2 separate regions of the Homo sapiens genome follow, and region 1 is linked to region 2. The links are chromatin contacts, found by Hi-C or POLR2A ChIA-PET in ENCODE. All regions are on one chromosome and are shown on one strand. Each heading gives the region's core, a stretch centred on a gene start or an enhancer-like site at or near the end of the contact. The rest is flanking DNA. Distances are from core to core; before and after follow the strand shown.

What was found. A loop is a pair of places that touch in the nucleus more often than their neighbours do. ChIA-PET counts read pairs that join two places held with the same protein, here RNA polymerase II (POLR2A). Pooled maps may share reads with other maps.
Region 1: a pooled map shows a loop between it and region 2 (2.9-fold over the local background). The contact joins two enhancer-like sites. A Hi-C loop is called at or near these places in 2 of 50 pooled maps. POLR2A ChIA-PET finds 5 or more read pairs at or near these places in 4 of 52 experiments (activated CD4-positive, alpha-beta memory T cell, activated CD8-positive, alpha-beta memory T cell, activated T-cell and 1 more).

Annotation. Positions count from the first base shown.
Region 1 is chr7:131,003,013-131,008,905 of GRCh38, forward strand. The region is part of intron 3 of LINC-PINT (long intergenic non-protein coding RNA, p53 induced transcript); the gene reads right to left. Among named protein-coding and RNA genes, the nearest start is that of LINC00513, 92 kb to the left of the region's middle. RefSeq lists an enhancer at 4,612-4,711. Within about 2 kb of position 4,644, at least 34 of the 41 ENCODE cell types and tissues checked have a DNase peak (open chromatin) inside an H3K27ac peak, as active enhancers do.
Region 2 is chr7:131,119,817-131,125,474 of GRCh38, forward strand. It overlaps a transcript of MKLN1 not described here. Among named protein-coding and RNA genes, the nearest start is that of LINC-PINT, 13 kb to the left of the region's middle. RefSeq lists an enhancer at 4,361-4,520 and a silencer at 4,661-4,740. Within about 2 kb of position 4,320, at least 3 of the 41 ENCODE cell types and tissues checked have a DNase peak (open chromatin) inside an H3K27ac peak, as active enhancers do.

The sequences.
Region 1 (5,893 bases), core at 3,394-5,893, 120 kb before region 2:
CTGTTTATGACCTACAAAAGATAAGCTCATACTTAAGAGAACATTAAATGGTCTAAGGAGGGAGTCATTATAATCTACTTGAAATAATGCTGCATTTTACATTAGTACAGCATTTTCTATCTATTATGGCTTATCAAATGCACACTAACTTCTAAGGCAGAGATTCTTAATTTGGGGGGAGCAGGGGAGAATTCCCTCTGAGAATCCAAAAAAAAAAAAAAAAGATAATGGTCCCAGAAACACATAACTACATATTTTTTTAAATTTATTTTTATTTTTTGTTTTTTTTAAGAGATAGGGTCTGGCTATGTTGTCCAGGCTCATCTTGAACTCTTGGGCTCAAGCAATACTCCCACTTCAGCCTCCCAAGTAGCTGGGACTATAGATGTGCACCACCATTCTTAGCTTTATACATGTAGTTTTAAGGAAGACCATCTATGAACGCCAGGTTAAGAATCTATGTTTTCTAGGGAAACAGGTCTTACTAGCCTAGTAACACTGATAAGTAAACAGAATTCTCTGGAAAATGACCTACCTAAGCTTATACAGCTAGTAATTGATAGGACCAGCAATCTAGTCTGTCAGAGGATATACCACTAAACTCTTCTTTCTAACTTTAGTTTACAGTCAAAATGGGATTGCTGAACCTGGGAAAAAAATAAATGCTTCCCAATTTCCTATTTAAACAGTGTAAGAATTGGGGGTGGCATTTGAAGGTGGGAGAAGAAGGGCAAACTTGTTAGTTTACTAGTGTGAGCGGTAGATTTTTATGCCAACTGGAATCACTGAGATTAACCTTATGGACGGACTGTAGACTGGAGATTAAAGTCCACACTTGAATTTGGACGATACAATGCGCAACAAGCACAAAACATTCCATTATTTTTTCAATGGTTTACTCATACTTGATCCTCTTATTCCCTATCTACTTCAAATTACTTAGAAAAATCTGTATATACACAATATGAGAGAGCTTCTTTATATTATTTTTAATTTTTTGTTGCTGTTGTTGAGACAGAGTCCCGCTCTGTTGCCCAGGCTGGAGTACAAAACATTGCACATATTTTTTTCAATGGTTTACTCATACTTGATGAGAGAGCTTCTATTATATTTAATTTTTTGTTGTTGTTGCTGAGACAGAGTCTCGCTCTGTTGCCCAGGCTGGAGTGCAGTGGTGTGATCTTGGCTTACTGCAACCTCCGCCTCTCAGGTTCATGCAATTCTCCTGCCTCAGCCTCCCGAGTAGCTGGGATTACAGGCGCATACCACCATGCCCAGCTAATTTTTGTATTTTTAGTAGAGATGATGTTTCACCACATTGGTCAGGATGGTCTTGAACTCCTAACCTCAAATGATCCACCCACCTCAGCCTCCCAAAGTACTAGAATTACACACATGAACTACCACACCTGGCCTATATTTGAATATTTAACAATTAAGCTGAAAAGCTTCTTGATGACATATCTTTAGAGATGATTACCAAGTTACATCTTCCCCTTTTCCATATCTGTGGGAAATATACCCAACACAGTGCTACAGACTACCAAAGCTGGAGTCCTGGTGCACTTCCTCATTTCTGACCTGACAGCTACCACACTCGGACCAAAGACAGTAGGCCATCTGAGAACCCACACAGGCACTTGGCAAGTCTATAAAATGACTTGCAGACCAGTGGGGATATCCATCTCCAATCTCAGCCTTTGACTGGAAAATTCCAATGTACAACAAGTTTTTGAAAAGATAAAAAATATATATTTTTACTATTTCTCTGTCTCTCTTGCCTCCATCTCCACTCATTCAAGCTTTACCCACTTTTCTGCTTTCTGCACAACTGCCACCTTTTGCATTAAAACTTCCCATAAACCATACCTTGCCTAGCGCAATCTCTGGGAGAAAGAAGTGAACTCCCACAGCACTCCATCTTTGCTGCTCCAACAGTGCCATCATTTTCCACCCTACACGGTTTTTTTGGCTTTGTTTTGAAGACAGGGTCTCGCTCTGTTGCCCAGGCCATAGTGCAGGGGAGTGATCTCGGCTCACTGCAGCTTTTAACTCCCGAGCTCAAGCAATCCTCCCACCTCAACTTCCCGAGTAGCTGGGACCACCAGCATGTGCCACCATGACCGGCTATTTTTTTAAAAAAATTTTTGTAGAGATGGGGTCTCACTATATTGCCCAGGCTGGTCTTGAACTCCTGGGCTCAAGCAATCCTCCCACCTCAGCCTTCCTAAGCGCTGGGATTACAGGTGTGAGTCACCACACCTCACCTCTACCTTACACAGTTTTATTTCTTCTTTAAGCAACATGAGCATAGGATTTGTGTGGTTTCATCTTTCTTCTAGTGCCTAGCATCCTGCACATACACTATGTGTGTCTGTGTGTCTGTGCATATAGCCTGGAAAAGCATGTAGACACACACCCAAATTTACCAAGCACTACTATGCCCAGGCACTATCTCTTACCTACACTGTTGCAAAAATCATCCATCTTCACAAAGTCTCCTTCAAGTAGTCATTATCATCATTCCCATTTTGCAGAATAGCAAACTGAAATTTAGAGAGGTTAATACTTGGCCAAAATCACAGAGATAGTAAATGGCAGAGCTGAGACTGAAATCCAAGCCTGACCAATTAAGAGCCAAGGCACTTAATAATAAATTTAATACCCATTCGATATGTCATTTAGTGAACAGCATTTCTACACAAGGTACTAGAATGAGAACGTTAGGAATGAAGATAGCCCAAGGTCAACAACTATAATATAACTATACGACAAAGGAGAAAGAGCAAAGTCCAAGAAAAGAGTGCATAACTATTCACAATAGCAAAGACTTGGAACCAACCCAAATGTCCAACAATGATAGACTGGATTAAGAAAATGTGGCACATATACACCATGGAATACTATGCAGCCATAAAAAATGATGAGTTCATGTCCTTTGTAGGGACATGGATGAAATTGGAAATCATCATTCTCAGTAAACTATCGCAAGAACAAAAAACCAAACACCGCATATTTTCACTCATGGGTGGGAATTGAACAATGAGAACATATGGACACAGGAAGGGGAACATCACACTCTGGGGACTGTTGTGGGGTGGGGGGAGGGGAGGGATAGCATTGGGAGATATACCTAATGCTAGATGATGAGTTAGTGGGTGCAGCGCACCAGCATGGCACATGTACATATGTAACTAACCTGCACATTGTGCACATGTACCCTAAACCTTAAAGTATAATAATAAAAAAAAAAAAAAAAGAAAAGACTGCATAAATGCTAAGGATGCTCACAGGAGTATGAGATCACTTTTTGGGGGAATGGAGGTAGAGAGGGGTAGGAGTAAAGATAATCATGAAGAAGATGGCACTGAGTTGCAGCTTGGATTTGAACAAGCAGAAATGAGAGGTAACAATATGTTAAAGATTAAACTGGGCTCACCTTAGTATTCTTCCTAAAGCAGCAAAGTGGGCTAATATATTACGTTCAGTTATATTATCCTTGATAGCAAAGACAATTTCATATACTTGTTTTTATGCAACATTCACATTCTGGAAACATCCAGTAAATATTTACTGATCGAGAAAGGAGGAGAAAAGGGGGCAAGGTGGGTGAATAAGAAATATTAAATATTTCTTTGAATACTTAATTAGTTCAAACACACAGTTTGTTCCACATGCAGTCTGGTTTTACAATATATGTGAATTAAATCCTTCTAGTCACTAACAATCTTTCACTAAGTTGTATGTATTCTCTGCCCATAATACTGGAAGAATCTAGGTGAAAAAAAAATTGCCCAGTTTTTTCTCTGCCCAATTTTAAATCTTCATGTGTCCAGCGATGTCTGCATTCAAAGTGATTAGGCCAAATCACTGTCTTACCAGTTTTACTCCCAAAACTAAGTACAAATCCATTTTAATCTATTTATCTGTACATCAAAAGATTTTTCTCTAGAAAATACTTTTTTTTTTTTTTTTTGAGACAAGTCTTGCTGTGTCACCCAGGCTGGAGTGCAGTGGCATGATCTCGGCTCACTGTAACCTCTCCCTCCTGGGTTCATGCAATTGTCCTGCCTCAGCCTTCCGAGTAGCTGGGATTACAAGCATGCACCACCACGCCCAGCTAATTTCTGTATTTTTAGTAGAGACGGGGTTTCACCATGTTGGTCAGGCTGGTCTCGAACTCCTGGCCTCAAGTGATCCACCCACCTTGGTCTCTCAAAGTGCTGGGATTACAGGTGTGAGCCACTGCATCTGGCCTACATTTGTATTTTAAAAAGGTAAAATTAACAAAAGGTGCCCATCTACGTAAAAAAGTCAAAAGGAACCATCTACCTGCAAGGCAGCATGAATAAAAATGTAAAGGCAAACTTAACTGTTACAATAACATATCAGCTCTGAGTCTAAAGGAAAACGGGTGTTTGTCTAAGAAATGTGCTAGAGAGAACCAGCCAGTTTTAATGTGCCTTAAGCAATGAAAACCTGTTTCCTCCTTTCCTTCTTGTCCTTTTGAAAAGACAACATGTCACAGGGAGACGTTTTTCTAACAGCATCCATCCTGGTGACAAATGTTTGCCAAGGGTGGGGAGAGAGGAGGGAGGAAAGAAAGAAAAAGAGAAGGAAGACGCCATCTGCTGACGAAAGAGAAAAGAAGAGGAGGAGGAATTGGAAGGCGCCACTTCCGGGTCCGTGTCTGAGAAATACAACGTATCACCATAAGGCAGACTTCTACTCAATATAAGGAAGAACTTTATAATAATTGGAGGAATTCAAAGGCAGAATTGATCAGGGACCAAAGTTCAAGCAGGGGGTGGCGAGGTCTCCTCAGGCAGAATAATCTTTCGTAAGCTTCTCCCTCTTGAAGGAAGAACGGCCCCAGTTCAAGTAGAAGAAAATACTGTGCTTATTATTTTTCTCTAATTCTTAAATGTTTCAAATAGTCTCTATCTTGATAATTCACGATTCAAAGGACTGAGACTGAAACATCAAATAAGCAAGCACACAAATTTGCCTGACACCACCTGCCCCCACCCCTAGTCCCTGGGCCTTATTTCTGGGCTTGCTGCTGGGCTCTCCACGGGCAGCTGGCTGCCATCGCTCCGCTGGAGGGCGGTACCATGAGCACGGATGGGGCCCACATGGCAGGCAAAGCACTGGAAATTGATGCCGCACCCCGCTGCTGCCTCTCAGTCAGCAACTGGCCAAAGCTGATGTGTAAGTGACCCATGTGGGCTAACACTGAGGCCTGGTCCTTACACTGGCTCCCAGAGTGTCCAGCAAAGTTAGGCTCCAATTGTTTCCCTATCTCGCTTCCCTTAAAATGTTTCTTTCACCTTCCAAACAGATAACATACATCTCTGTCTCAGCGGAACTCAATCCAAGAAAACACCTCACACCATGATGATATAAAGATGACATAATCTACAAATCATTGAAGATTCTCATCTTGGTTTCTTAGATTTTCTAGCCACATATTTTAGACTCAGTTTTGTCACACAGTAACACAAAATATACAGGTATTTATACAACAAAATATTAATATAAAACAAGTTATCAGTCCTATGTTTGTGAAGACTAGAGAGTCCACTAGACTCATAAAAGGAATGATGAAGAATACTATCATTTCTTTCAATTTTTTCAATTCTGAGAGCGAGTGACTTTGAAGTCAAAAAGACAAAAATCACTGCAGTATAATGAAAAGAAATTCCAAAGCACTATTTTGTTATGTGGAGAAGTTCACTTTCACAATTACTAAAGGCTTACTGTGTGTTTCAGACGCTGTGCTTGGTCCTACCTAAAATACAAAATCAAGACCACCCAGGCCCTGCTCTAAGGAAGTCACTCTCTAGAAAGGGACAGAGACATGTAAGTAAATAATTCCACTCGAGTGTAATAA
Region 2 (5,658 bases), core at 3,070-5,569:
TCTTGGCTATTCACATTTGGCTCTTCTTTACTTATGCAAATTTCTGCAGCCTTAAATTCCTCCTCAGAAAATGGGGCTTTCTTTTCTGCTGCATGGTCAGGCTGCAAATTTTCCAAACTTTTATGCTCTGCTTTCTTTTTAAATATAAGTTCTAGTTTCAAGTCATTTCTTTGTTTATGCAAATGAGGATAGGCTTTTAGAAGCAGCCAGGCCACGTGTTGGCAGGCGCCTGTAGTCCCAGCTACTCGGGAGGCTGAGGCAGGAGAATGGTGTGAACCTGGGAGGCGGAGCTTGCAATGAGCTGAGATCGTGCCACTGCACTCCAGCCTGGGGGACAGAGTGAGACTCCATCTCAAAAAAAAAAAAAAAAAAAGAAGCAGCCAGGCCATATCTTGAATGCTTTGCAGCTTAGAAATTTTTTCTGTCAGGCCAGTTGCAATGGCTCACACCTGTAATCCCAGCACTTTGGGAGGCCGAGGCGGGTGGATCACGAGGTCAGAAGATCGAGACCATCCTGGCTAACAACGGTGAAACCCCATCTCTACTAAAAATACAAAAAAACAAACAAACAAACAAAAAAAAACTAGCCAGGTGTGGCGGTGGGCGCCTGTAGTCCCAGCTACTCGGGAGGCTGAGGCAAGAGAATGGCGTGAACCCAGGAGGCAGAGCTTGCAGTGAGCTGAGATCACGCCACTGCACTCCGGCCTGGGAGACAGAGCAAGACTCCCTCTCAAAAAAAAAAAAAAAAAGAAAAAAGAAAAGAAAATTTTTCTGCCAAATACCCTACATCATGTCTCTGAAGTTCAAAGTTTCATAGATCTTGAGAGCAGGGGCATAATGCCACCAATCTCTTTCCTAAAGCATAGCAAGAGTGACCTTCACTCCAGTTCCCAATAAATTCCTCATCTCCATCTGAGACCACCTCAGCCAGGACTTCACTGTCCATATCACTATCAGCATTTTGGTCACAACCATTCAACAAGTCTCTAGGAAGTTCCAAACTTTCCCTCATCTTCCTGTCTTCTTCTAAGCCCTCCAAAGTGTTCCAACCTCTGCCCGTTACCCAGTTCCAAAGTTGTTTCCACATTTTTGTATATCTTTATAGCAATACCCCAATTCTGGTATCAATTTTCTGTATTAGTCTGTTCTCACACTGTTATAAAGACATATGTGGGACTGGATAATTTATAAAGAAAAGAGCTTTAATCGGCACATGGTTCTGTGGAGCTGTACAGGAAGCATAGCTGGAGAGATCTCAGGAAACTTACAATAATGGAGGAAGGCAAAGGGGAAGCAAACGCATCTTCACATGGCTGGCACAGAAAAGACAGGGTGAAGGGGGAAGTGCTACACACACTTTCAAACAACAGATCTCGTGAGAACTCACTCACTATCACATGAACAGCAAGGGGGAAATCCGCCTCCATGATCCAGTCACCTCCTACCAGGTCCCTCCCCCAACATTGGGAATTACAATTCAACATGAGATTTGGGTGGGGATACAGAGCCAAACCATGTCAGCTTCCCCAGACTCTCATCAGAAACAGATGCAGCACCACGTTTGTACAGCCAGCAGAACCAAGAACCAACTAAATTCCTTTTCTTTAAAAATTACCCAGCCTCCATCCTGGTGAACACGGTGAAACCTCGTCTCTACTAAAAACACAAAAAATTAGCTGGGTGTGGTGGCGGGTGCCTGCAGTCCCAGCTACTCGGGAGGCTGAGGCAGGGGAATAGCATGAACCCCTGGGGGCGGAGCTTGCAGTGAGCCGAGATCGCGCCACTGCACTCCAGCCTGAGTGACAGAGCAAGACTCCGTCTCAAAAAAAAAAAAAAAAAAAAAAAAAAAAAATTACCCAGCCTCAGATATGTCTTTATAGCAATGCAAGAAATGCAAGAATGGACTATCACACAGGGGAAGATCAAAAGTTCTAAGTGCAGATGTCCCCTGCAGAGTTGTAGATATGGGTGTGAGGTTCATAAGAGCTGCTGGAACTGGGTTTATAAATTTGAAAGAAGATTGCCTAGGAGGGTAGATAGAAAGACTCAAAGAAAAGTGGGTCCAGGTCTAATCCTTGATCATTTAAGACTGAAAAGAAGAGAAAGAGCTGGCACTGGAGACTGAGAATCAGAAACCAGGAGACTACGGGGCCAAGGAAACCAAGAGAAGAATCTGTTAAGGAGGATCAGCTCTTTGTTAAACACTGCCAAAAGGTCAAGAAAGATTATTTTAATTTGTTTCTCTCGTAAGCGTTAAGCTCCTTGAGAGTTAGTATTATTTTATTATTTATTTTTGTTTCCCTGGGGCTTGCCCTGTGACCCACACATAATAAATGATCAGTAAACTTTTGTTAGATTGAAGAAAGAGAGAAAGATGCATGGCAAGAAAGGCAGACATGCAGAAAGACAGTAGAATTTATGCTTGGGTCTCAAAAAATAAATAAGTAAAACAGATTCCCTTGAAGTTGACTGCAAACCCAGCTTGATCTTAGGAAATGTAAGGAGGTTCTTTCTGCTCCCTGTGTTTTACTCTTGAGCTAACACATTGATGGGGCTCCCACAGAACCATATTGTTGCCATGTAAGTACCTTCAGAAAACATTTTGAGAAGTGATATTCACCTGTGTCTGGTCAATCTGAGTCATTTTTATCTTTATTTAGGTCCTAGGTGATGACGAAAAGGGCAATTTGCTTTTCCTCGTCTATGACTCCACCACATCACCCTGAATGAGTTGATGGAAACGGGGGCATCCATTTCTGTGCCACTACAGTTCTGTAATACACTGTAATCACTCATAACGCTGCCCAGCCCCAGTTTCCCATGAGAGAGAAAGGTGACTACTGGCAGGAAGAGACGTCTAACCTCTTAGAGAAACCACCAGCTTCTTAGTCTGTTATTGTTTCTGCATTAAAGTGTTGCTGCGGGCCGGGTGCGGTGGCTCATGCCTGTAATCCCAGTACTTTGAGAGGCCGAGGCGGGCGGATCACGAGGTCGGGAGATGGAGACCATCCTGGCTAACACGGTGAAACCCCATCTCTACTAAAAATACAAAAAAAATTAGCCGGGTGTGGTGGCCCGCGCCTGTAGTCCCAGCTACTCGGGAGGCTGAGGCAGGAGAACGGCGTGAACCCGGGAGGCGGAGCTTGCAGTGAGCCGAGATAGCGCCACTGCAGTCCGGCCTGGGCGAAACAGCGAGACTCCGTCTCAAAAAAAAAAAAAAAAAAAAAAAAAAAGTGTTGCTGCTATCAGGGCCGCTGTACAGAATATCAAAGAAGGACATGTTTGACTCTGTTCTAAGAACGTGGAGCTCTTCTACATAATAAAAGAGAGTGTCCTTGAACTGGAAATTTTAGGAAATACAGTAATAGATGTAGTTGAAACAATATTTAAAATGTTATGCCATCCTGTATCATTTAGTTATACCAAAGATCAGCAAACTTTTTCCATTTCTATAAAGGGCCAGAAAGGAAATAATCTAGGCCTTCCTGGCCCTACAGTCTGTCTCAGCTACTCAATTCTGCCATTGTAGTGCAAAGCAGCCACAGACAAAATTTAAATGAATGAACCTGGCCATATTCCAATAAAATGAATTTGAATTTCAAATAATTTTTATGTGTCATAAAATATCATTCTTCTTTTCACATTTTCCAATCATTTAAAAATGTGATGGCCTGGGAAATAGCAAGACCTTGTCTCTACAAAGTACAAATAAAAATAGCTGGGTGTGGTGGCCTGTGACGAGGCAGGTGGATCACAAGGTCAGAAGTTCAAGACCAACCTGGCCAACATGGTGAAACCCTGTCTCTAGTAAAAATACAAAAATTAGCCAGGCATGGTGGCAGGCACCTGTAATCCCAGCTACTTGGGAGGCTGAGGCAGGAGAATTGCTTGAACCCAGAAGGCAGAGGTTGCAGTGAGCCGAGATTGTGCCACTGCACTCCAGCCTGGGCAACAGAGCAAGACTCTGTCTCAAAAAAAAAAAAAAATCTACTTCTTACATAGTACAGTACTGGGTATTATGGAGTTGAAGATAAAAGGATAGATAATTCATAAGTAGGTAGGTAGGTAGACTGACAGACAAAAGATCTAGTGACTGATAAGTTCTGTGAGAATTGTTCAGGTGTATCACAGTATCAATGTATAAATGCAGTCTTTTAAAGCAACAATAGGCAGTCAGACAAAACTAAGTTTAAATCTGAGCTCTTTTGCATCCCAGCTGCATGACCTTGGGGTGATTACATACACCATATAAGCTTCAGTTTCCTCTTTTTGAAATGAGGATAATAACACCTACCTCTCAAGGAGGTTGTGAGAATTAAATAAGATCATGTATGTAAATCAGCAGGTGTAGTACCTGGGAAATGGTAGACAATGAGTAAATGGTAGCTGTTGTTGTAGTATTACAGCAATATGAAGGTAGGTAACTTATTCAAAAGAAGCACACAACCAAAGGCAAAGCAGAGTAAGCTTGTAAGTCAAGAGGTCACAGACACATATAGAAACCCGCAAACCTGGGGGCTGAACACCTGGCCGAGAACATTTGGCTGAAAATAAAAGCAGAAGTGACATTGTCACAGGAGCATACAATAAGGCACCTGGCCAGTTGTCTTGCTTTTGTCTTCTCTAGCAACCAGCTGCTGGGTTGTCTAAGGAGCCCTACTTATGGGTCCAACCCCCAGCCTCCCCAGTACTTAAACGCTGGCTCAGACTGGAGAAAGTCACCATTAGTATCGGCCCCACCATTGTGCTTCCTTTCAGTTAGGTCAGCCATGGGGCCTCAGACATCTGTAGCTCCCTCCTATTGTGCCTCCCCACCCCTCTGCCCAATATGGGTTTCCACCTTGCCCTCAACACCTCAGTCTCTGGTCCTCCTGCCTTGTATCCCAGTCTCCCTTTGGATGTGGGTCCCTTGTCTTGAACCCCAGCCTACTTTACCATGATCCTGATGTCTTCTTTAGCTTAGTTCTGACCAGTCATCTTTGCAGAGGGCTGTATTCTGCTGCCTACACCCCTGCTGTGCTCTCCTCAAACCATGGGACATATGCGCCTTCCCCTTTATAGATAACCCATTGCTAGGGTAAGGCTAAACTGCCTGGTATTAACAGCTTCCTGAACTTTATGTGATTAAGAGACACAAGGTTTTGCAGAGGCCAGCTGCCCAGATCCAAGCTGGTTTCTGTATTCATAGCCCGTGCTCTAGGGAGCATCCCCCAACCCTGGTCTTGGCTCATACCCTCTCTCCACTGGCTGTATGCAGTCAACTACTCCTAGCATGCCTTGTGATCCTGTTATGGCAACATCAGTAATGCTTTCCCAATACAAATGACAAAATTATTGGCACAGGGACACGATATAGGGGTAATGGAGAACTTCAGCTTATCTGATATCTACTGACAGTCTCATTCTGCTGAAAAGTGATCGTCAAATAAAGTTGGCATGACTTAAATTTAAACTAATTGCTTACTGAAGAAGTACTATTCTGTGCTTAATTCTAACCAGCTAAGAAAAATATGTTGGCAAAGTAGAAGTGACAAACAACTTAAAATAAGTGACCAGGGCAGCTTTGAATTTGTAATAGCCAAAGAAGGCAATTCTGCACCTGCTAACCTGACATGAACGAGAGGAGCAAGTTAAGAGAAAATATGGACACAAGACTCC